Linked DNA regions of Mus musculus: regions 2 and 3 are each linked to region 1. The links are chromatin loops, found by intact Hi-C in ENCODE. Cell type or tissue: heart. All regions are shown on one strand. Region 1 has its middle 5.7 kb from the start of Gm41631. Region 2 holds the start of Pkdcc (protein kinase domain containing, cytoplasmic). Region 3 overlaps Gm19689 (predicted gene, 19689).

What was found. Peaks named below come from ENCODE experiments on the same cell type or tissue, not always from the same donor. Only the 100,000 strongest peaks of a DNase experiment are listed, where the experiment ranks them.
Region 2: a loop joins it to region 1, with 1.9 times the contacts of the local background. A loop is called at or near these places in 7 of 42 quality-filtered maps.
Region 3: it touches region 1 in a loop (2.0-fold over the local background); 3 of 42 quality-filtered maps call a loop at or near these places.

Annotation. Positions count from the first base shown.
Region 1 is chr17:83,118,679-83,126,678 of GRCm38, reverse strand. No RefSeq gene overlaps it. Among named protein-coding and RNA genes, the nearest start is that of Gm41631, 5.7 kb to the left of the region's middle. In heart, a CTCF peak has its summit at 3,702; a DNase peak (open chromatin) is centred at 3,568; H3K4me3 peaks cover 1,440 bases; H3K27ac peaks cover 6,431 bases.
Region 2 is chr17:83,210,008-83,218,007 of GRCm38, reverse strand. It overlaps Pkdcc (protein kinase domain containing, cytoplasmic), which reads right to left and starts at 2,725. Exons shown (of 7, transcript NM_134117.2): 1 at 1,904-2,725. The coding sequence starts at 2,542. Gm34686 (a long non-coding RNA gene) reads left to right here and starts at 2,874. Exons shown (of 3, transcript XR_001782234.2): 1 at 2,874-7,290. In heart, a CTCF peak has its summit at 3,469; DNase peaks (open chromatin) are centred at 1,987, 2,817, 3,617, 7,247 and 2 weaker places; H3K4me3 peaks cover 4,640 bases; H3K27ac peaks cover 6,136 bases.
Region 3 is chr17:83,066,086-83,074,085 of GRCm38, reverse strand. All of the region lies in intron 2 of Gm19689 (predicted gene, 19689), which reads left to right. Among named protein-coding and RNA genes, the nearest start is that of Gm19689, 8.1 kb to the left of the region's middle. In heart, no CTCF peak of the experiment used is centred here; a DNase peak (open chromatin) is centred at 4,635; H3K4me3 peaks cover 433 bases; H3K27ac peaks cover 2,284 bases.

The DNA.
Region 1 (8,000 bases):
GCACAGAAGTTATACAACTGGAATTGACCCCTGGTGAATGCTGACCACTTGGAGTGAGGGGACTTCTGGCAAGTCTCTGGAATCTGGATGTTTTGAACTCTTTGAGGACTATAGACCCTCTAGGCTGTAAGTGTGCAGAGCTCTTCTTAGAAAATTCACAGTTAGGGTGGTGGAAGAGAGATGGCTCTGTAGCTAAGAGCACTTGCTGCTCCTGTAGAAGACCCAGGTTCTATTCCCAGCACTTACATGGTTGGTGGCTCACAAGTCTGTAACTCCAGGAATCTGACACCTTTTCCTGACCTCCATTAGGTACCATCAGGCACACATATGATGTGTGTGTGTGTGCATGTGCGTGCATGTGTGTGCGAGTGCGTGTGTGTGTGTGTGTGTGCGTGTGTGTGTACACCAAAACACACAAAATAAAAGAAGAAAAGAAAATGCACATTTGTATTTTCCAGGCAGGCTCAAGGTCCAGGAGCCTTGCTGAACCTCACTTTTCCTATTCACCGTCAACATTGACTGTTTTTCTTCCTCATAACCCAAGGGCACAGGGCAAGGCACGGGGCAGGGCTTGGAGCCCCAGAAAATCACCCCTGTGGGGAATGGAATCAGACAGGACAGGTTAATCAATGAGAGCTCACTGCCTGCTCCTTCTATAATTGCATTCCTGCCTTTTTATCCTAATAGCCAGCACTTAGAGTAATTGCATTCCAATAAGGCCCCCAGGTCTAGGGCCTCTGGGACCTGTTGACATGCCATCTGCTTCCAGTGGACTTCTGGAGGCTAAGACAGCCTTTTGATATGTTTCACTGTTTTTTCCCCTCTCTCTCTTTCTTTCTTTCTTTTTCTTTTCTTTAAGAAAGACAAAGGACTTTCTAATAGCTTTTGTCTCAAATCCCTGTGTCTTAACCCACCCACATCACATTAGCTTTGGAGCTCAGAGACCTCCACCACCCTGGTGTCCTGGCAGCCACAACTCTCTTCCAAGTCGATGAGGTCTGGAAATACCTGGCTTTGGCCTGGAGTGGCTGCTACAGCCCAGGCTGAGATCCACCTCTTAAAAGCTTGGGAGGTGCCCTCAGAGCCAGGTGTTGAGATACCTTAGCAACCTTCAGCTTACACACTTATTCTTAAGATTTAGCAGCACTGGCTCCAAAGGCTCTTACATTTTGAAGGAAAAACAAAACAAAACACACACACACAAAAAAAACCCTTAGTGCAAAGAAATAGGGACTCTCCCAAGAAACAGGGGTTTTATGAACCCAGAGGGTCATATTTCCAGAAATATAGCTTCCTCCAAAGAAGGTGCATGCATTCACTCTCCAGGCTCAGGGAAGCCCACAGAGCTCACAGAGAAAGTGCAGGGTTCATGGTGATTTGAGTTTCCCAAAAGACATGGCTCCTCTGCTGGCCCCCACCCAAGGAATGAGGTATAAAAGGGAGAGGTCTGGTGTTTGTTATATGACTTACAGATGCCCCTCCCCCTTCATGCTATTTTTTTTTTCTTGGAAGAAGTTTCCTCCAGGACTCCTTGGCCACAAGGCTTCCTCAAGTTCACCTTCCTTGTCCTGCATCTTCAAGGTTGGGTTCCTCATCTGTTCTGGCTGAGGGAGGGAGAAGAGAGAGTTTAGCCTTGCAATAAGAGGAGGAAGATCCTTGAATGGTTAACCCTTCCCCTCCCAACACGCTCATTCTAGCTGCTGCTCTGTGGTCTAGCAGGAAACACATTTATCTTTCAGGAAGGTGGGCTGCTCTCTGAAATCATGGCCTCTGCCAGTCACAGGGCATGTGCCTTTGGGGAAGAGCCTCACCACCTCCTTGATAATAGTTTTCCTCTAGTGGGAACAGAGGATGAGATTCATTTTACAAGGTGGAAATTAAGGGGGGACATTTTCATGATATTCTCTATGTAATTTCCGTCTTTAGTGTTCTGTTCTTGTCTCTCCCGCATGGGCACACCGTTCGATCCACTCACCCTGAATCCTAACCTCTTGTTTACCTACAGCAGACAACTGAACTCCACAGCTTTGGGCTTTTCCCATCCATCAGGCTCCTACTCACAAGCTTAGGTTCTTCCTAAAGTTGCCAGCAGTGTAGCCTGAGAAGTGAGAACACCCACAGGCAGGTCAGTTTGTTGTCTATCCTTAACTGCCTCTGATTGAATGAACACCAAGGTCTTTCATCTAAGACTGTTAGAGATGCAGCACACTGCCTAGGGACCCTGCCTGTGACTTTCAGGTTGTAAATAAGTTCCCCATGTGGCCTGAAGTCAGGCCTTGGGTGGGTGGTGCAGGGCACACACCATTGCTCAAGGTCAGACCTAACCCTTTCTCACCTTTGCTACCATTGTTCTTGCCAGAGACACCACCACCAGGGACATTCCATGAATGACACTCAGCACCTTAGTCAGGACGGTCTGAACCGCCTCCACCACTGCCACCACTAAGTTTTGCTGTGCTTTGTAAGCATATGGGCTTTTGGTCTTACTAGAATCTTGACGTGGACAGGTGGTAAGGAGGAAGATAGCAGCGGGGGGAGGGAAGGGGTCAGATGTGGCCAGAGATTAGGGATTTTTCATTAAACTGCCTGTTTAGGTAAGGGCTTTTAGGGGCAAAGCTGCTTTACCTGATAATGGCAGTTTATCTGAATTCCATTCTACTGAAGGAAGCCTCTTTTAATCTTAATTACTGTGGTTAGTAAACCTCTGGGTTTCATCCCAAAGCCTTCCCACCCTGTGGTAAACGGAGCTGCCTGACTCTCAGCTTTAGCTGCTCTGGTCACTTCAGGGGGCAGATATCCTTTGTCATCTGCCCCTTTAGGATGCTTGCAACATTTGGTGAATGTGTGAAGGGCCTTTGGGCCAACTCAGCAAAGGAAGATCTGGCTTGAAGATCCTTGCGGCTCTGCACAGCCAGTCAGGGCAGCAGAGCAGCTCGGGTAGATGTGACTGGAACTCAACCACACTCTCCACCAGCAACCCGAAGTGCAGACTGGGACTCGTGCCACTTGGTCGTTTGGTTAAGTGAGCACTCAGGAGGCAGAGGCAGGCGGATTTCTGAGTTCATGGACAGCCTAGTCTACAAAATGAGTTCCAGGACAGCCAGGGATATAACAGAGAAACCCTGTCTCGTAAAACCAAAAAAAAAAAAAAAAAAAAAAAGTGAGCTCGGTAGAGGCTGGTTAAAGCGGTGATCTTCTGACTTGAGGCATAGTCCAATGGCTGGAGGAGCGGCGTCTCTTGTGGGGGTGGCAATATTGCTCAGGCAGAAGGACAGCTTTGAGGGAACCACCAGAACAAAGGGAGCTAGACAGAAACGTTGGTTGGTTGGTGGTGGTGGTAGGGGCGACTGCCAGGGAGTGGGCCTGAAAGCCTTTAGGGAATCAGTACACCGGGCAAAGGCAGGGAAGGGTTAAAGGGCCTGGGAACTCCTGTTTCCAATCACTTGTCAGTTCGCTTTGCTTATCAGCCAGGATGGGGCCGCGGGGAGAGGCTCCGAGAGCTTTCGGTTCCAAGCTCTTCCCCCGACTCCACACTCTCAAGCTCTCAGCGTTCTCATTCCCTTCCAAGGCTCTCGGCTCAGTCAGGAGGTGGGGGAAGGGATGGAGCTGCGAGGGTTGGGGGAGGGCTTGGAACCCAAGCACAGTTAATGGAGTAGAGTGCAAGTTACTAAATACAGCCCTAGGGGGTGGCAAGGCGGTCGAGTCTCTGCCGTAAACCTTCAATTGGCCCCTCCTTCTCCCACACCGCAGAGAGCCAGACTTGGGGCAGGCTGCTCAGTCCCCCTTACTTAACTCACTTTAGGCCAGCACCCTTCAACACCTTTCGCTTTTACAATGACCACTGAGCCAGACATCTCCACGATGTATTTGTGTCGCTCCTTTGACAAGGCTAATGAAGCATCCTTCACCTCGTGCCAGCCTATTTTCTTTTCTTTTGCGACCAACCCAGGCTTGCCTTGAACTCTTAATTCTTTTGCCTCAGCCTCCTGACGGCTGAAATTAGAAGTGTGTACCACTCTGTCTGGCATCATGCTGGCTTCCCAAGGGGTGGAAAATTTCATTTCTGCCAATTTATAGTTACTAAGCTCCCTGGTTTCGGCCATTAGGAAACTAGTTACATTTTCTTTCTGTATCTCCACTAGAGTTACTAGCTCAAAATATGATGCCCAGGAGAGAGGGCAGAGCAATCGGTCAACCGGATCCAAACCGTGATAGACCTTGACCCCACTCAGGTGCAGTCACATTTGGGTACGGTTACCATAGTAACAACAAATCCTCGGATGGCAAGCTTTTGTTCTGGTTGCTGTCCTGAAGAAAAGCAATGCGCTTGGTGTCTTAAATTGCCCGAATTTGACATTCTAGTAACCAAACTAAAGAAAGGAGAGAGGCAGATGTGTTTCAGCAGACAAGATGTAAATGACGTCAAATGTAAACAGTAGAGCCACTGTTTTGTGCAGAGCATAAGTTGCCTGTCAGAACAGAATTGTGTTCACATATGCTGGGGAGCTAGGTATGTGAGGAACTGTCATAGATAAGAGGTGGGTTAGTCTAGAGTGGGGGATCGGCCAGGAGTGTGGAAGAGACACAAGAGAATTGGTATCCTGTGATGACAGAGGTGAACTCTGGGCTAGAGTCACAGTCTTCCCCTGGCAGAGGATTTGCAAGGCTTTGGTTCTTCCAAGTTTGTACATCCCAGGCTGTTTGGCTCCGTCCAGAATCCATCTTCCAGCTGTCCACTCTGTTTGACTGAAACTTTTTGCATCCTCTAAGCATCCTTCCCTGTCTCCTCGTCAGCTCTAGTTTCTGACTTTCCCGTGGGTTATCTCCCCCACTCCGATCCCTGCATAGACATCTGCATTTATGTATGCCCAAGCCTGTTTTGTTTTGTTTTGTTTTATGTAGAGTTTAAGGACACACAGACTTAGAAGTTTTATAGATACAGAAAGATGTTGCTTCTAACGTTAAGCCCCTCTAAATTCCAATTTCCTCATCTATAAGGTTGGGACAATAATAAACACCCAACCAGACTGGCACAGGATTTAGTTGGAAGAGAACTGGATTCATTATCCATGGCTGCATAACAAATTACCCTACAATTTAGTGGTCTAAACTAGCAGTAAACACCGTGCCACACAGTTTCTATGGGTCAGGAATTTGGGAGCAGTTTAGCTGGATAGTTTGGACTTGAGATTTCTCATGGAGGTACGGGTTAGATCTTAGTTGGGGATACAGGCATTGCAAGGTATGGGTGAGGTTCCGATTCTAAAATGGTTTACTTGCCTGGTTTAAGACAGGAGCTGAGCCTGGTACTTGCACCGTGGCTAAAATGCCCCGGTAAAAATGACTGATATTTATTTTGGCTTATAGTGTCAGAGGGTCTTTGCCCATCGTGGCAAGGAAGGCTTGGCTAAGCAGATCATTTTGGGATGGTGGGAGGTTTCAGTAAGGCTTGTTTGCATCATTGTGGACCAGGAAGCAGAGAAAAGGGGGAAGGGAGGAGAACCTTCACAGACCTACTTCCACCAGCTGGACCCCATTTTCTAGAGCCCCCACACCGTCCCAAAAGAGTACCACCAGCTGGAGAACACGTTCAAAACAGGAGCCGGTGGGAGCCAGTTCAGACGCACGCCCATCCTAACGAGGAGGTTTTAGTTCTTCCCTGTGGGATTCCCCACGGGGCGGGGCTTCTTGAGTGCCTTTGCCACACAGAAGTGCTATTCCTCTGGAGTGAATGAGCCAAGAGAGAAGAGGGAGACGCTGTACTGTCATTTACATCTCAGCCTCAGAAGTCACACATCCTCATTCCCACAAATCCTATTAGTTACACATGTCAGCGCTAATCAGTGGAGAAGAGCCCTGTACGAGCACATGGATACAAGGGCGTGGCGCTCACTGGTGGCTCTCAGGGAGGCAGACTACCGCGAGTACTTGCCTAATGCTCATCAAGACCATGGAAACTGCAGCTCTAGCTACTAAGCCCAGGTGCGTTATAAGTTCAAGACCTCCTTGGGCTAAGGAGTGAGTTTGAGTTTGTCTCAAAACTGAAACTAAGATCTAGGGATATAAGTTCACTGGAAGGGGCTTACCTAGCATGTGCAAAGCCCTCTGCCTCTGCCTCTGCCTCTGCCTCTGCCTCTGCCTCTGCCTCTGCCTCTGCCTCTGCCTCTGCCTCTGCCTCTGCCTCTGCCTCTGCCTCTGTCTGTCTCTGTCTGTCTCTGTCTGTCTCTGTCTGTCTCTGTCTGTCTCTGTCTCTCTCTCTGTCTGTCTCTGTCTCTGTCTCTGTGTGTGTGTGTGAGTGTGTGTGTGTGTGTGTGTGTGTGTGTGTGTTGGGTAATCCTTAGTAACACATACCTACCTTCCCTCCATATTAAAAGATTCACTAGACAGTAGCTTGCCATTCTCAGTAACTCACACTTCAACACCCCTATTTAAAAAATGAAGTCCTGGGGTTGGGGATTTAGCTCAGTGGTAGAGTGCTTGCCTAGCAAGCGCAAGGTCCTGGGTTCCATCCTCAGCTCTGGGAAAAAAAAAGACAAAGTAACAAAAAAAAAATGAAGTCCTTCAGGGTTGAGCCCAGGTTTTTGTCCCTACGTGTATCCCATTGCAGTATACACATTGTGGTAATCATATTGCTAGGTTCATACTCAATGCTGAATCCACAATGAAGCTTTGGAGGGAGTCTGAGTGGTGGCAGGCGCTGAGTGAATGCAGAGAGAATGCTTCCACAGATGCTAAGATCTGTGCATCTATAATTCCCCACTGGTATAGAACCAAGACCTGAAGGTTTCTCATATTTTGGTGATTCATTATTGAGTATGTTTGATAATAAAACAGCATGTAGGGTAAGCTTTCTGGAAAAGAGTCCCATAGCAGCTGTATGGTGGGGTATGTTTTGACATCTGAAGGGTGACTTCCCTGTTAGTCCCATCCCTGGGCCAAGGCACACATGGGGACCTATTGATATTTTGTCATACTCAATTTCCTATCTTGATGATTCCTGTGTCGTTCTCCCAGGTACAGTTTCCCTTTCTAAGAGACTCTGACATACTTTTCTTAGGGTTCATTCAGAGGCACACCAAGCATTTTATGTGAGAGGGCCTCCAAGCAGGGCAGGATCTGAGCCGCTGAGGTAACCGATACTTTGGGCAATATTGAGTTTCCAGACGTCTAGTGCAAACTGGAGTCTTTGCCCCGGCTCCTCGTGCTTCAGAGTTCACCAATTGTCTTTTACCCCACAGACAAAGCTGTCCTCACTGGTCTGTGCTGTGTGCCCTGCTTTCTCACAGGGAGTCTCCCTTGAGAGGCAGCTCCTCCTGGGGCCTCAGAGACAAAGACCCTTGAGGGACAGGTGTCTTCTTAGAGATTTCCTGTGTAGATCACATTTCCACAGGCTCGAGGACCCAGTGCCCTCTCCCCAGTTTCTTAAAATCCAAACAAGTGGTTTGAATGTCTTTCCTCCTTTCTTAAAACTAGGGGAGCAGGGCAAGAAGACTGAGAACCTTTCTCCTGGGGTGGAGGGAACCGGGTTACACTGAGCAATATATGACCCTGGGTAATGAAAAGACCAAGACATACAGACTATGGATGGGAGAGGGTCATAGGAAGCAGACAGTATTAGCATCCCGTCTAAGTCAAATCAGGTCACTGCATGGGACTCTGAAAGGAAATTAAAAGTGCTTCTTGGTAGAGAATTTAAAAAATAGTGGAATTGAAATCTTCATTGATAGTAATAAAAATTAGCATAACTAACTCTGAAGGAAACAATATCACATATCAGGGACCATCGTAGTCTAAGGCAATGGGACTCTAGAAAAAGCATCACCTTGAACAAACTTCTTTTATTTCACTTCACACTAGGGTACTGGGGACTGAACCCAGGAATGGACTATGTCCCTGAACTATACTGCCAGCTCGCAGCAGCATTTTTAATAGAGAGCACGTTGAGAAATACAGCTAGTCGGGGAGCTGGGCCTTGTTGGCGAGGAATCCCTTGGGTGCAG
Region 2 (8,000 bases), 91 kb before region 1:
CGAATGAGAGGATCTCATCCCCAAAGCTGTCCCCAAGTCCCCTAGGGACTTCCACTTTCTCTAGGACTCGAAATCCTTCTGTCCTAGGGGTGTTCGCTCCTCAGACTGGAAGTCTCACAAACAATCCTGAGAGATGCCATGCTGGAGAAGGCATGGGCGAGACATGTTCCCTTGTAATGTCTTGTCTTTCTCTGGTGCCCTCATTACTAGGGGTGGGGGGTGGGGGCAACGTTACAGACAAGGACCACTCTGTGGATCTGGTTGTAGGTGTAGTCGGTGGAAATGCATGGTGGAAATGCATGGTGAGGCCATCAAGGGAGGAATCCCTATGGCTAGGAAGGCCCAACTGAATGACAAACCTGTCCTGAGAAATGGCCTTGAACAGTTAACAAACACCAAATGCCCCGCTAAGTCACTTGGTCAAGGCCTCTCCATCCTCCTCAGAATCTGGCTGGCACCTCAGGGTTTCCAGAAAATTCCCAAGAACCCAGAAGAGGGAAAAAAAAAACAACCAAGATCCTCCCAGTTAGAATGGCCACGTAACCAGCCGCTCACTCCCTTAAGCTCCAGTCACAGTGTTAGCCATGCAGCCAGACATAAACACACACAATGGGTGTTTGGGACCAAATGCAGGGCCTGGGACCTTGACAGAACTTGTCACAAGAGTATGGCCAGGACTGGGGGCATTAGTTCTAGGGAGACTTGGAGCCACTAGGAGTACAAGTAGTATTGTGGCCTCTTTATTCTGTGGTCCACAGATCCCTCGAGGCCTGGGGCCCCCTTCTCAGTGCTGAGGGAAGAAAAGATGGACTGCTGTGCCTCTGGCCAGCTCTTTGGGTATAGAAAAGTGACTCTGAGGGTGGGTGGGTGGTATGGACAGCTGGGGGGGGGGTTGCACACACTTATGTTACCCAGCCAAGAGCAGTCAGGGGTCCCCTTTCAGTCACCTCACACATATGCATAGAGAGTAAGTAGTCTTATCCAAGGCAGAGAACTCAGAGAGGGGAAGTGGGTTTATGTTTGGATGGCGGTGGCATTGTGAAGGTCTGTTCTAAATGCAACCTTGGATGGACGAGATGTGGGGGTGCATCCTTCTTGCCTGTGCCCCCAATGAACAAGGACAGAGTTTCTCGCTAGGAAAGTATGCATCTAGCTTTTTGAACCGTCTAGCCTCTTGGCTAAGCACACTTGCAAGAGTGTGGTATTCATACTAGCAGACCTGGAGTCTTCTGGCCTACAATCCTGAGGCTTCCCCTGTGGTTCAGCTGGACCCACTTGAAGTCCCAGGGAAGCCTGTGGTCACTTCTGGGAAAGGCTGTGTATTTTCTGGCCTCTTTTATCCCTTTCAATGGCCTGTGAGCCCAGTGAGAAATGAGGGTCTCCCTGAAGATCAAGTCAGATCCATGGTCTCCTTTTGGGCCCCTCCCATACCCACTGAGGCTTAACATCACCTCCAAAGCCAGACGTGTCGCTGGACTTTGAAAAAAGTATGGTTCAGGCTCTACCAATATGGGGGATCCTATTTCTGCATCTGGGAGCTGACTGAAGCTGGATGTTGGAGTTGGACCTGAGGTCACTATGACTGGAGATAATACTCCACCAGCTTTAGCCAGCAGCAGGGTCCTCTGTGGTCACAACTCCTAATCACTGCCTTATCACCAGCTTGGGACCCTTCTGGTCCTTGCCTCTGTCTTTACGGGATGCGTTTAAGCTGGTACAGGGTTCTACCCAAAGGGTGAGAGACCCCGGCAGGGTGGTGCTGAGTGTGGTTCCCTAATCTGGGTTCTGCACCTAGCTGCAACTGGGCAGTCTTGGACGCCCTGAGACTTATTTACTCCGTAAGACCAAGGAGTCTTTCAGAGTGGCCAGCCAGCCCCCTCATCCCGGAACCCCACTGTCGTACCTGCAGCACGTTGGGGTGCCGCAGCCGCTCCAGCAGCACCATCTCTTTGAGCAGCTTGTGGGCCGCCAGGCGATAGCAGCCCCTTCGCGCCCCGAACTCGCGCACGCAGCTGCCCAGATCGTGGCCGCTGAAGTCCACTGCTTTAAGCGCCACCGCGGCGCCGCCGGGCAGGCGGACCCGGTACACAGCCTTAGTGTAGCCTGAGCCCACGTACTGCGCGCCAGACACGTTGCGGAGCGCGGCGCAGCCTAGGCGCGGGCCCGGGCCGGGGGAGCCCGGGCCGGGAGCAGGGGGCCAGCCCGGAGCGCCGTCGGGCGGGGACCGGACCCGCGGGGGCCGGGGACGCTGCAGGCCCGGCCCGCCCGGAGCCAGGTCCATCAGGCGCCGCCGCTCTGGCCGGCCCGCTCCCGGCCCCGGCCCCCCGCGGGAATAGCGCTGCACCTCCTCGTAGCGCTCCCGGATCTGCCGGGCCAGCTCCCCACGGCCCCCGCGACGGCCCGGGCCCGGGGCTGCCGAGGACCCCGGGGACTGGCCTGGCCGCGGAGGCTCCGAGCCCGGTGCGAAGAGCACGTTGAGGACGGAGCCCAGCAGGAAGGAGGCGCAGAAACCAGCGGCCACGGCCGCCCGCCGGCGCCGCATCGCTCCCCTCCCCCCGGCCGGCCGCGCGCCGCTCCCCGGCCCCGGCCCCGGCCCCGGCCCCGGGCGGCTCAGGCTCCGAGGCGACTCGGCTTCGCGCCGCGCCGGCCCCCTGCCCAGCCCGCGCGCATGGCCCGGGCAGCCCCGACCCCGGCCCCCGGCGGGCGGCACATCGGCCTGACACTTGCCTCCCTCCCGCCCTGCCCCCGCCGCTTATAAGGCCCGGAGCCACCCCCGCGCCCGCCCCTCCGCCAGCGCCTCCCCGCGCCCGGCCGAGCCAGTCCTCGGCGCCGCCCCCTCTGGCCGCCCGGGCCGGCCTTCCCCGCTGACTGACAGCGGGACCTCCTCCCGCGGCCAGCCGGGCCTGGGAAGCGGCGCGGAGGCGGCTCCGGCCCTGCCCGGCGCGCGGCCCCCCGAGCTCGGGTTGGGGAGCGGGGGAGGGGGAGGGGGCGGCCGCGCGCAGGGCTTCCAAGCCCGAGGCCAGGCTGGATAACGGGACCCGGAGGCCGAAAGCGGAGCTGGCCGACCTGGTGCGGGGAGTTGGAGGGGCGAGGCCGGCGGGTAACGGGCTCCAAGGGGCAAGCCGCCAAGGCCCGGGTGCGGGGATCTCAGGGGTACACGCTGCCTCCTGGGGGAGGTGGGGAGTCGGGGCTGCAGTGCAGTGCGCAGGGGTTCCTCCTTCTGCGGGTGAGGCTGCTCTGGGACAGCCCGGGTTCAGGGTGTGATGAAGGGCGGCGCACTGGGGAGGCTGCCCCGCACCTGCGAGAGCGCGAGGGGTGGGGACTGTGGTCTCAGAGTTAATCAGGAGGTTTCGGAAGAATTCTTTTTTTTTTTCAACTGTCTTCTACCAGGACTTTCTGATTTTCCTGGTTCCCGAATCCCCACATCTCGACAACACAGCTCCATCCCCATCCCCGAGAACCTCGATCTTTGACCCGCCAGTAGGGGGTCGGAACCGTATACAGCGAGTGCATTAGTGTCCACGCACATCTGTCTGTGGAATGTGTGCATCCGCATGTCCCGAGGGGCTACTGTGTCTCTAGGATGGGAGTGAGTGTGTGCCCTGTGTGTTAGTGCTGACTCCATCAGAACTTCTGGTCCCTCCTCCTCCCTCCCTGATTGCATCATTAGTGCTAATTGAGGGGCTTTCACACGCCAGTGCATTAGCTGTTTGGAGTGAGCTCCCCCCTCCTGCGAGATAAGCTGCCGCCCCTCCCCCTCGTGGCTCTCCACTTCCCTAGGGCACTGAAACTGTCCACCGAGGTCGTCTCACTTCCTCAGGCTCCCTCCTGCTTTGCTCTGGGCAGGAAAAAGTTATCTCTCTTCCTGCAGTGCCGTGGATTCGGCTGGAGCGACGGCATATGGGGTAAAATTTAGGGGCTGGAGAAAGAATCCAGAGCCGCCTTTCTGAGGGGCTTTCTAGGAAGGAGGGGTTTTCCCTCAAGAGGTCTCCTGTTCCTATCCAACGCAGGGAGGAACTCTGTGACAGGGAATAAAACTTGCGGCTAGCTCTTTTGGAAGTTCAGCCTGTGATCGCACTGAGGTAGGCCTTCTGGCTCTGACTGACTTCTTGGTCCCCTAAAACTCAGAAAGTGGGGACCATGCTGAGTTATTCGTCATGGGAAAGGCAGGTTGAAGGAGGCCATGATTCCCCCTGAGAGATTTGGGTGGGTTTGATGGAGTGTGCGCTATAGGTCTGTTCCTGTTTAAGCTGCCCCGCCCAGCTCTGGCCCATAGCTGCTGGGAGGTTGGGGAGGGGGCTGTCTGAGCAGATGCCCTCCCCAGCCCTCACACCAGATGTCTTTGGTCTAATTAACTGTGCTGGGAAAACCAACCTGGGTTTGTAAACATAGCTACTGGCTAAAGTCAACAGGGAACAGGAGCAAACAGTCCCCTTCACTGAGCCTCATCTAGACCCAGCACCCCAGGGAAGGGAGCTGGGGGGGGGGATCAGAAATGCCCTGGCCCACAGATGAGTCAAAGAAAGACTGTCTGCCTGGGTGACCCCAACGTGACTACTATTCCCTTGCTAGTTCTACAGTGTCTACTCAAGAAGTGTGAGGACCAGCTAGCTACCATGCCCAGGAGAGGTTTGACTTCTGGCGGTTTCACCTCTGATGGCTGCACAACCAAACACTGTGTATGTGTGTGGCATATTTCTTGAAAAGCTTTCTTCAGATCCTCTGCATGTTCATGTCTCGGAGAAGCGTCCGTGGGGAAGGATTTGGCATCGTGAGTGTACAGCTCAGAGTTGGTGAATAGAATGTGAACATTGTTAACTTCATTACACATCATGTAGGTATTATAATAACATGTTCTGAAATTAGATAATTATTCCTGTGATATCTCTGCCAAGCTTTGGTGTTTCTGTTATGGTTTGAAAGTTCAGTGCACAACAGGGCCAGAGAAATAGGCACCAGTGTTCGCCTGGTGCCTACCCAGAACCCCGAAAGCAGGGTCCTCATGTAGAGAAACAGCGACCCTTCAGTTGTATTGACTCACATTTACTGTTTCCCTCAGCCCCCAGGGAGACACATAGACATCAAGACATGCATGCTCAGCCACAGAAATAGGATTTTTGCTCCTAAAAGGAAGAGATCAAAGCTTTGAACCAATTAGAGTTTCTGAATTGACAGACTTTAACCAATTTTTGATTGTTTGCCTGTCTGTGTGTGTGTGTGTGTGTGTGTGTGTGTGTGTGTGTGCCACCCAGGAAGAGGAGTTGTTTCAAAGAATTGGAAAACAGAAACACTATGCAATCCTGCTGTTTCCTCATTTTTATTTGCCCAGCCACTCAAAAACAGGCTAGGCAGGGCCCATATCACAGCCTGGGCCTCACAGGCCTGTGTCCAGCTCAGGGCCCACACCACAGCCTGGGCCTCAAAGGCCTGTGTCCGGCTCAGGGCCCACACCACAGCCTGGGCCTCACAGGCCTGTGTCCAGCTCAGGGCCCACACCATAGCCTGGGCCTCACGGGTCAGTGTCCAGCTCAGCCCTGGTTCTGTTTTCTCAACAGCTTTCAGACAGCAGCATCTTCTTGATCCCACTCTTTACCAGACTCCTCACCACACACAAGAGCCTTCAGACCAGCATTAGCTCAACAAGGCTTCATGCTTTAGACTTGCTATGTTTTCTTTCTTTCCTCCTTTTCCCCCAATTCCACACACTAGTCAGACACCAGTGCTTGGGAAGGAAGCAGCTGGCCTAGACTCTAAAAGGTCACCTTTTCTGGGAAATAGTTCATCGGTAATTTCTTTCTTCAGGACATCACATCCTCCCAGCTTGCCCGTGTTGAAGAACTCCGTTTCTTTCAACCCAGGTCGCTAATGCCTCTGTTGGAGAATTGTTTTCCTCTCAAAACAACCAGGGGATGAGCTGAACTGGTAACTCAGGCTTCCATGGGCTTCCGGTAGCCCTCTATGCAGCCTGGCACCCCAACTTTCCACCAGCCGGAAGAAAGCTACACTCCTCAGCCTGAGGCAGGTGCTTTCTTCCAGGCCATCTTCTACCTTCCTGAAGTGCCTTCTCCTGGTCCTTTGGTCCCTTCCTTTGTCTCAGCTGCATGTGCAAGATTTTATAGAAAGTAAAGACAATCCTTCCATTACCAGGGTATGCAGGGCCCTGGAGGATGTATTGTTGGAATTCTGTGGCTTTCTTTCCTTTAAGAATGTACAGAATCCCTTGCTCAGGTCTAGGAAAGGCTGCGTAAAGAACTCTGGATTTGGAGTAATGTCCCAGTTGACATTCCGTAGACAAGGTAGTCAACCCTTCTCTGTATTATGGTAAGTCCTCAGTATGTGTAATTATATAATTAATTATAGCAAACAGACATGTTTGCTGTGCTAGACAATGTGCTTGTCTGCGATTCTTCTTCAAGGCCGAAGCAACTTTGGCTCCGTTACCCCTGGTTTTCCACGGGAGAAATCCCTCGGCCTTCCAGGCTCCCTTTGAGTTGGAGTATTGTCTTTCCCCGGAATCAGCAGAGCGGCAAGCAGTTCATCAGACTGACTCTCCTGTACACTGCAATGGTTGCCAGAAGGCCTGGACCCAGCCTTCTGATACCACAGTAACCAAGAGTCCCAGCCTCAGCTATGTCCTTCTTGGAGCCAGGTCCTCAGGGAGCGGGACTGATTTCGAAAGGATGGAGGGTGAGGTGGCCACAGCCTGCTTCCTTCACCCGGTGTCCACCTCCCTGAGTGAAGAAGTGAAGCTCACCTTTCCAAGCTACAGAAACAAAACGAAATAGCAACAAAAACAAAAACAGACAATGACAGGTTTCTTACACACAGGACATAGAGGAGCCCCACATCAGAGTCCCCAAGGTTATGGGAGATGGGGATGGGGAAATGAGAAAGCCTGAATAGAGATGATTAAGGGGCAGAAACATGGACAGCTAAAGGCCTGGAATCTCAAGAGAGGTAGTCAGACAAAGATGGAGAAAGCTGTGCTCAGGGGACCCCAGCTTTCTGGACACAGCTTTGCTTCCTTGAGTGGGACTCTGCCTGGAAACTCGAGCCCCTCAGCTCCTTAACTATGTCAGGAAACAAGTCTCCCTCTCAAACCAGGAACCAGAATGTTCTGAGGGCTCCTGGTGCTCCCACAGCTTGGCCTGTTTATGCTGTTTCCCCAGCAGGCACCAGACCCTGTGATGGAGTAGCTCCCCACGCCAGCTCTTGCCAAGGCCTGCTCTAGCCAGCTGCTCCTTCCAGCTCAGCTGCAGCCACAGCTCAGGACGCCTGGTCATTGCTGAGGTGATCTCATCTTCCCTCCAGTTTTGGCTTTCTAAGATTGTGCCTGCTGTGTCACCCGGGAGAGGGTGTGAGAGGTTTACTTTGGGGCTGGGACCCTGAACTGAACGGAGAAGCAGGGAGCTGGGGAGGGAAAGCAGTACGGACCAAGCTCCAGGGCTTTTGCCTATGCTGGGTAGATGGAGTGGCAAGCGGAGAGCAAGAGTTGGCCATCCACAAGTGGTGATGGACTGAGCCAGCAGAGGCTGGTGGAATAGAGCCTGACACTTAGCATGTAAGAGCTAGGGCTGGAGGCATGTGTGCAGGTAATGGCTGGGAGATAACATATCATAGCTTCTATGACCAATCCTTGCTCTTTCCCTCTTCCTTCTTCTCTCTCTCCCTCTCTCCCTCCCCTCCCTCTCTCTTCCTCTCCCTCCCTCTCTCTGTTTTTTTCAAGGCAAGGTTTCTTCCTGTAGCCTTGGCTGTCCTACAGCTAGCTCTGTAGACCAGTCTGGCCTTGAACTCACAGAGCTCTACCTGCCTCTGCCTCTGCCTCTGCCTCCTGAGTGCTAGAATTAAAGGCATATGCCACCACTGCCCTGCTCCATGAATCCATTCTTTTCACTGCAGCTTGGGAAATGGAGTGGGGGATCAAGAGGGGATCACTGAGTGTGTCACGTGGCTCTAAACTCACAGAGGGTGGGCAATTATCTCTCATCTGCCATCCTCTT
Region 3 (8,000 bases), 53 kb after region 1:
TACATACACATATACATATAATATACATATACATATATACATATATGTATACATGATCAACAATGTCCTTGACCAGACACAGCACAGGGTCCTGGTTAGAGTCAGCCTGCAGGTCTCCAGTGGGAAGCTCTGGTGTGCATGTTGTTTTGAATGTCTGTAAGCTCACTCATGCTACTCCTCCATCTTGAGGGGTGGGAGGTGGCTTCATGATCCCAGTCATGGCTGAGCAGTCTTTCTCTGGGATGTTGGAACTGGGACAGTGGAATACTCTTCAGCCAGGCAACAGTGCAACCTGCTGATAGATCATCAGAGAAGAGTTTTATGCAGAGAAAATGATGGAGCAGGTATGCCGAGAGCGCCGATAGATAGCAGGTGGTGAGGAATCAGGGTGATTACCTCGGCTCTCTGATGCCCTGTTCTTGGTTCTAGTCCATCCCGAGCTCATTAAATAGTAGAAAGAGAAAATGAAAGAGAGTTATGCCAATAGCCTCCTATGAATTCAGGAGGGAATCCAAGCGGTGCTAGTGGGAGCCAATGAATGGCTTTCAAGTGGACAAGGATTTCCTTGTGAGCCGGCTGTCTAAATGGAGCTAGTGCTTAAGCAGTAAGTCCGGAGTGGTGGGAAGGCTTAGCAGGCAAGTAAAAGATGGCTGCTTCCTAGGTGAGCTTAGAGCTGTGAGCACTAATGAATCTGTGTGTGTGTGTGTGTGCACACATGTGTGTATTAAGTGCCCTTCTGTATGTGTGTGTGTGTGTGCTTCCAAGTGTCTGTGTGTGTGTGTGTGTGTGTTTGTGTGTGTGTGTGTGTTTGTGTGTGTGTGTGTGCTCCAAGTGCCCCTCTGTGTGTGGAGAAGGGGTGAAGGTGGCACTTTTTGTTCTCTTAAAAATCCAGTAGCTGCTATCTACCGGGTTGCTATTTGTTGTTGTTGTTTGTGTGTTAAATGTGGGCTCTGGGAACCAAAGGATGATTCTTTGTAAGAATAGCAAGCACAGCCCCTAAGCCATCTTTTTAGCCCTCTACATCATTTCTTGAGAGAGGGCCTCTCACAGTATCTAGAACCCATCAATTGGCTAGATGCACTGGCCAGTGAGACCCTGGAATTCTGTCTCTACTTCCTAGCACTGGGGTTTTAAGTACCTGCTGCCACACCTGGTTTTTTAGGTGCATGTTGGTGGCTTTTTAGGTGTGTGTTGGTGGCCTCCCTGAGCCATGGTCCCAGCCCTGTGAGTATTGATTACACATTTTTTTTGCAGTGCTGGGGATAGAACCCACCTCTTTGCTCGTGCCAACCCAGCACTCTGTCACCGGTCCCCAACCTTAGTCCTTCTGCTCACTGCTTCTCTGGGGACTTGGGCTGAGTTTGAGACTGGAAAGTCTAGTCTACTTCCAACCATCTGACTCTCCTTTCACAGAGCTATATCCTCAAAGTTTGCCATGGACCCAAAGGACGGCGAGGTGAGAGGATCGCACTCTCTTGACTTGTAGACGTGTGTTGCCATGGCGGGAGATGCTGGGCAGGAACACAAACCAGGGCGTTTCTGATTTTCTTCCTTGAAATTCCTTTCCCCAGAGGCCCCTAGGCTCCGGAGGCTCTTGTCATCTCCTCATTGAGGCCGATGAGGATGAGAGTTCTGTTGGGAGGCATTTCCACTTAATCAAGGCCAGTCATACCCAAGCTCGAGGATTAGCCTGAGATCTGCAGATCTGCACAGTTGCTTGGGCAGCCTGCTTTCTGTCTTCACTACCTTGTTATCTGGCCCTGCTCTGAATTCCTGTAGCTTTTCCAGGACTTAAACAACAAGATTAACAGCTATCATTTTTTTGAATGCCTGCCATATGCTAGACTCTCTAGTGGATCTTTCACAAATATTATTGATAATAACACAGCAAAGATAACTAATATTTATTAAGCATTTACTGTGTGCTAGGCATTGTGCCAAGCCTGGTACGTGTATTAACTCACTGAGAATCCTGAAAGTGAGGCAATGTATGCCTCATTACTTTTTTACATATAAGTGATGGTGGAACGTAGCTTGGCCCGACTCCAAGGCTTCCCCCCTCCCCCAATTTTTGGTGCACTCTTGCTTCGTTGTGTTCTAACTGGGCCAGGCACATCAAATTGCCTAAGATGGGCTGGGCAGATGGTTCTAGTTCTGCCCCTTACTAACTGCAGGGGTTGGGGGGGGGCAGAGTTCGGGAGAGCACTGTATCTCCTGGGAGCCTGAGTTTATCTGCAAAATAGACACAATAGTGTCACTTTTTTCATAGGGTTTTAACGAGTTACACAAGAGGCATCAATGGGGGTGCTGGATGCTGAGGGGGTGTTCCATGCAGAGGTGAGTTGCTTCTTTAAGACCGTAGCTCTGATATGGGACAAGGCTACATTGAGAGAACATCACTGACTGGAAGTCAAGCAGTGCCTGATGAGAAGAATTCTGACTGAAAGCAGCGCTATCTTACAGACCCCAGGGTTAAGGGACCTTCACCCTATAGAGACGAGGGTGGACAAGTAGACATTAGTCTCTTCCTTGATGAGTTTTGGAATTCCATCCTGTATTCAGAGGGTTGACTTCTTGCATGATGCCCTTTCAATAGTATTGCATTACTAATGAATATGTACAACCATGTCCATAGTCCAGGCCCTGTGGTGGTTTTGAAGGCCTTTAGCTATTCTTGCCATTAAAAGGTAGGTAGCATCGAGTGGTCTAATCTCACACCTGGAATGGCCACAGTGGTGGTAGGAGGGAGAGGAGGGTCTGCTCAGATCACTCTCTCAAGAGAACCAGCCACCATGTTGGGATTAGGTTTCAGCGAACATAGAGAGACCACATGTAGCTTTGGACAACAGCCCCAGCTCAATTCCTTGCTGACAGCCAATGTCAGCTGCCAGATGACTAAATGAGACCTCAGGTGATTTAGCCCAACTTTCAGCCTGCTTTTCCAGCCGACACGGTGGTGGGGGGAACAAGCTGTTCCCCATAAGCTTTGTCTAATTGCTGACATGAGCAATATAAATGCTGTCACTTCAGCTGTGAGGTCGTGGGGCCTTTTGTTATCCGGCAGCGAAGTGGAACGCGCGCACATACATAACCTCACTGAGAAGTGGTTGGACACAGTTCTTTGCGATCATGCTCTGAAGTCATACTGCTATGTTTCAAAGCTTACTTCAAAGCAAGTGGCATAGCCTGTTGAGACTGCTTGTCCCCTGTAAGATGGTAACAATGACCAGGTTGATTAAGGATGTTGTATTAGCTTTCTGGGGTTGCCATAACAAAATACCACAGTCTGAGCTGCTCAAAGAATAGAATTTCCTTAATTCTTAAGCTAGAAGTCTGAGGCAAAGGGCTGGCAGAATTGATTTCTTCTGGGTCTCCAGAAGGCCACTATCTCTGTGTCCTTTCTTGTGTGTGTGTGTGTGTGTGTGTGTGTGTATGTGTGTGTGCGTGTGTCCACCTTTCTTCTTAAAGAGAACAAGTCATATTGCTTAGAGCCTACCTAAGAGCAACTAGGACCTCATTGCATGTTCCAGGTGTGATCTCGTCTCCTCTCACTAGAATAATGAGCAGAGCAGTTCTCTACTAACATAGTATGACCTGCTGGCCTTCAGCTTGGTGATGGTAGCAAAGAGTCCCTTCCCAAGGAAGGTAGAAACTATTTCCTGACCTTCCAGTGGCTGCTTCTTCATTTGGGGACCCTTTGAAAGCTTTCTGGATTAAACCTAAGAATCCCAGAATAGTCCAGCTAAGGAGAGGGAACTATGTAGACAGCACCAGTTGGTGTCTGGGATTGTTTGCGTGTTCCAGAACTGACCCCTGGCACCGCTCCTACTGCACACAGTTTGGAAAAAGGTATTTTAGAGAGAAAGTCCCAGTTCAGAGCAACCTTTCTGCCAAGTCCTTTGTTTTCCTTATGTTGCCACGGTGTCTGGGACTGAATTTTTAAAATGGCATTTTCCTGGAAAGGACTTTTTGGTCTTTTTTGGAAATGTATCATGTAAAACAAGACCACTGGTAGGCCATTGGCATGATGTTCCCAGGGCCAGCTTGGGAAATAGCAGGTGGGGGAGGGTCACCGGGAGTGGGGAAAAGGAACAGAAACATATTTGGAGGGAAGAAGGGAGGCCACCGAGAGGTCGCCATTCCTGGGTCACAAGTGAGCTCGGGGCTCAGATTCATTCCCATGGGCAGGCATCATGATGGGGAAAGAAAGAGAGAGATGGCCCCAGAGCCAGGCTGTGGGGATGTTCCCCGAGCTCCTGTTGACAGACAGCACTTCTGCGTCTCTGTCCATTACAGACAGAGCATGCTCCTGAGTTGCTTAGTCTGTGTAGGTGAGGCGGTGAGAACATGGTGCCCCAGGATCCATGACTCCTCCCTTTTAAAAGACAGCTAGGTCTATAACATTTGTACTGGAGGCTCCAAAAAGGTTAAGCCATGTCTTCTCGTGGGACTGGAGGGTCCTCAGTGCAGGACCCTGCTCCCCCTTCACCTGAGGATTCTTAGTGCTCAGAATCTGTTTTTGTTCTGTTTTCCAGAAGCTCGTGTGTGGGAGGAGGCTGGTTGGCGGGGCACTGACCCAGTGGCTTCTTCCTCTATTAGTAGTATCACAGACACAGGCCACCCTGTCACCACCTCCCTCCAGGCCCAGGGCCATGAGAATGATTGTTGCTAAATGGAATTTCTGTGGCAGGAAGGCTCTTGGAAGCACTTTGTAGAGCTGGCTTCCATCCTTTGGGCTCCTCTGGTATGCCGTTTATTCCTTGTCCTGACCTCCATGTCCCAGTGTCTGGTCTCCTGAGTTTATAGTGACTTGAGAGTATGGATGTGCTTATAGATTCTGAAACCCTCTGGACCTCTCCGTTTAAGTTTCTGGTTGTTCAAATGACTTCCATTGTGTAAGTAGGATTGATTAAAATTTGGGACATTGATTACTGAAATGAACCCCTTAGTTTCTCTCTATTTTCCGAGGTGAGGGATGTACGTTTCCGGAAGATGGATGCTGGTTAGGGGGTGGCACTGAAAGTCCTGGCTCCAGGAGTTGGTTTGAAGTAAGGAGGCCAGAGTTAAGTGACCAGAATTAAGAACCTTTTATTGCAATTTTCTTCCATCCTTAGTATCGGGCAGCTTTCCCCCTTTTCTTGGTTACAAGATGCCCATTGCTCCCCCAGGCATTTTGTCCTTGCTCCTGGGTAGGAAGAAGATAAAATGGAAATGAATAAACACAGACCGCTCCTTCCAGAGGCCCGTCAGTTAGCTTCTGTTTCTGCCTCCCTGGCACACGGATACCATCGTCTGTGCTACCTCCTTTGCAGCACGTTCATTGCTGACTTGTGGAGAACTCCAGACTCTGTCACAAGAACGAAGAAGGAAGAGTACTGACGTGGGAGTCAGTATAAGTATCTATGTCATGCATGTTGCTGTAATAATTTTCCATGGACTCAAACTCTGTGCATGCTAAGGGTGCCCTCATCATAACAACTGAGTTCTATGCTATTAATAGTTAGCGTTTGATGCCCACTTTATCTTCAAATTGCTATCTCACAGTATTTGTTACGATAGATAGGTTCCATTTCTTCTTTTGTCAGTGGCTCCCCCTTCCTGTTCATCTCAGCTGAGTCCCTTGTTCTCTTCTGAAGATGGGATGCCTGGTCGATCGTTCTATAATGATGGTTGATGGTCTTGAGCACCGAGATATGTCTGGCTAGCCTTTGCTAGTGGAAAGTCTGCTGTCCATTTTTTTTTTACTGGTAATTTCTCGTACCTCCTGGTGTGCTGTTTTGAGAATTCTGTGGTCTGTATTTTGCATTTTTCTCAAATGAGCCTGCAGGCACTTTCCCGCCTGCTCTAGACTCCATGTCTCTTCAGTTCTAAGATCTGTGCCTGCAGTAGTCTCTCTTCTCATTGCTATAGCAGGATACCCATCAAGGTCAGCCAAGGAAGAAGGCAGGGTTTACTGTGGTTCACAGTTTGAGGGTACAGTCCATCACATAGGTAGCATCGAACAGCTAGTCACGTTGCATCTGTAACCAGGGAGTAGAGAAAGATGGCTGTTGGTACTCAGTTCACTTTCTCTATTTTATACAGTGTGGGACCTCACCCCATGGACAGTGTCCACATTCAGGATGAGTCTTCTTTCTTCAGGAAAGCTTTTCTGGAAATATCCCCAAAGGCAAGGCCTCCGGAGTGATATCAAAGTTGTCCATCAGGACCATGTGGGTATTGTAAACTGTTCTCAGGCAGTTTCTGGATGTTTCTCCGTTCCTTTAGCTTCCCCCTATGGCACTCAGACAGTTGGGCCTTCAGTGTCTGTTTCTCACAGGTCTTCCTGTATTTTTTTTTCTGATCCTAATTGTTCTATGTTACATTCTGGATAATTTTGAAGGCTTGTTTCAGCTTGGTATGCCTCTTTTCAGCTTCGTCTACTGTACTGGATTAAAAAAAATGACATTAGGATTTGAACTCATGGCTTCTCGAGTGCTAAGCGCTTGCCTTATCACCAACCTATACTGTTCTACCTTCTGTTTAATATTGTTTGATCATATCTTTTATTTCTAAAGCTTTATTTTGTCAAAAAACCATAAAAAACAAGCCCACTATTCTATTTGTACTTTCTGTCCTTAAATCTTTTTCCTTACTTGACATTTTAAAAACGCAGACTACAATTTCTTAAGTAACTGTTTCATTTTAAAATTCTTGGGGTGTGGAATGGCCAATTTCAATCGTCAACTTGACTGGATTACAAGGGTAATGCTTAGGGTACTAAAGAGGTCTACCTTTGGGTGTGTCTATGAGGATGTTTCCAGAGGTTTAACTGAGGAGTGAAAAATCTCCCCTAAAGTGGAGGCACCACCCGCACGGGATGGGGTCCCAGACTGAGAAAAAAGGAGGACAGAAGAAGCCAGCTGCACACTAACTGGCTTTCTTCAAGCTTCTGGTCTGTGCCTTGGGCCAAGCCGCTGCCACCTTCTGTGTATTTCTTGGACCTTCCTTGAATGCCGTTGTCTGGCATTTGGTCACAGGGGTAGGAAATGCAATAAATACAAGGTAACAACTCTCTTATTTGTTTTATAGCCCTTTTAACTGTAATTTTTAGTTTAGTTGTGCTCTGCCTTGGAATAAAGAGAATTCATGGCAAGAAGTTTTTCCTTGTCCTTCCTTGTGTCCCAGGGATAGAACAAGGGTCAAATTTTATGTTACTTTTAAAAAATATATTATTTAAATATCAGGCATATGTTTAATTTTTATACATTAATTTTGCTAGATCATTGCCTAGATTTTCGTCACATACCTCTGCAGATGTTACTGTAAGGGCGCCTTTGGAGGTGTGATTAACATTCAAATTGAGAGACTTTGAGTGGGGCATCCCCCTCTCCAGTGTGTGTGTGGGCTGAAGACAGAGGTTTCTGCCTCCTAGCTATCTTTGGACTTGAGCTGTAACATCCGTGGCTCCCTGGGCTTCCAGGCTAATTTATTAAAGTCAATCCTATTGGCTTTGGTTTGCTGGAGCCCCCTGGTCCATGTACCAGGAGAGCAGTGGTGACTTTTAGAACTTAGAACACCTTTGTGTTTGGTCTTGAGCTGACTGCATTTCTCTTAGCTTCACCTCTGGAAAGCAGCAAGCATCACTAGGAAGTCCCTGGGTCCACGGGAAGGGCTTAAATTTAAGTCACTGTCGTCTGAGGGTCTCCAGCTCAGGCCTCCCAAATGCTATCTGTTCACAGTTGGTGGCTTTTATTGGGCATTAACGCCTCAGCCTCTACCAGGCACACTTGAGAACTGAGCAGTGGATTAAAAAAAAAGTCATACTATCTTCAGTTAGTTCATGATTTTGTGTTGGGGCACACACACACACAGCTACCTTAGGATGCACGTGGACACAGATCAGGCTCCTCTGGAGAGAGGCAGCTGAAGTACCCTACCCTTGATAGAAGTTCTTTTTATTTCTTGCGCGTAGGTATTTTTTATTTTATGAGCTCAAGTATGCCTGTGAAAATATTTTT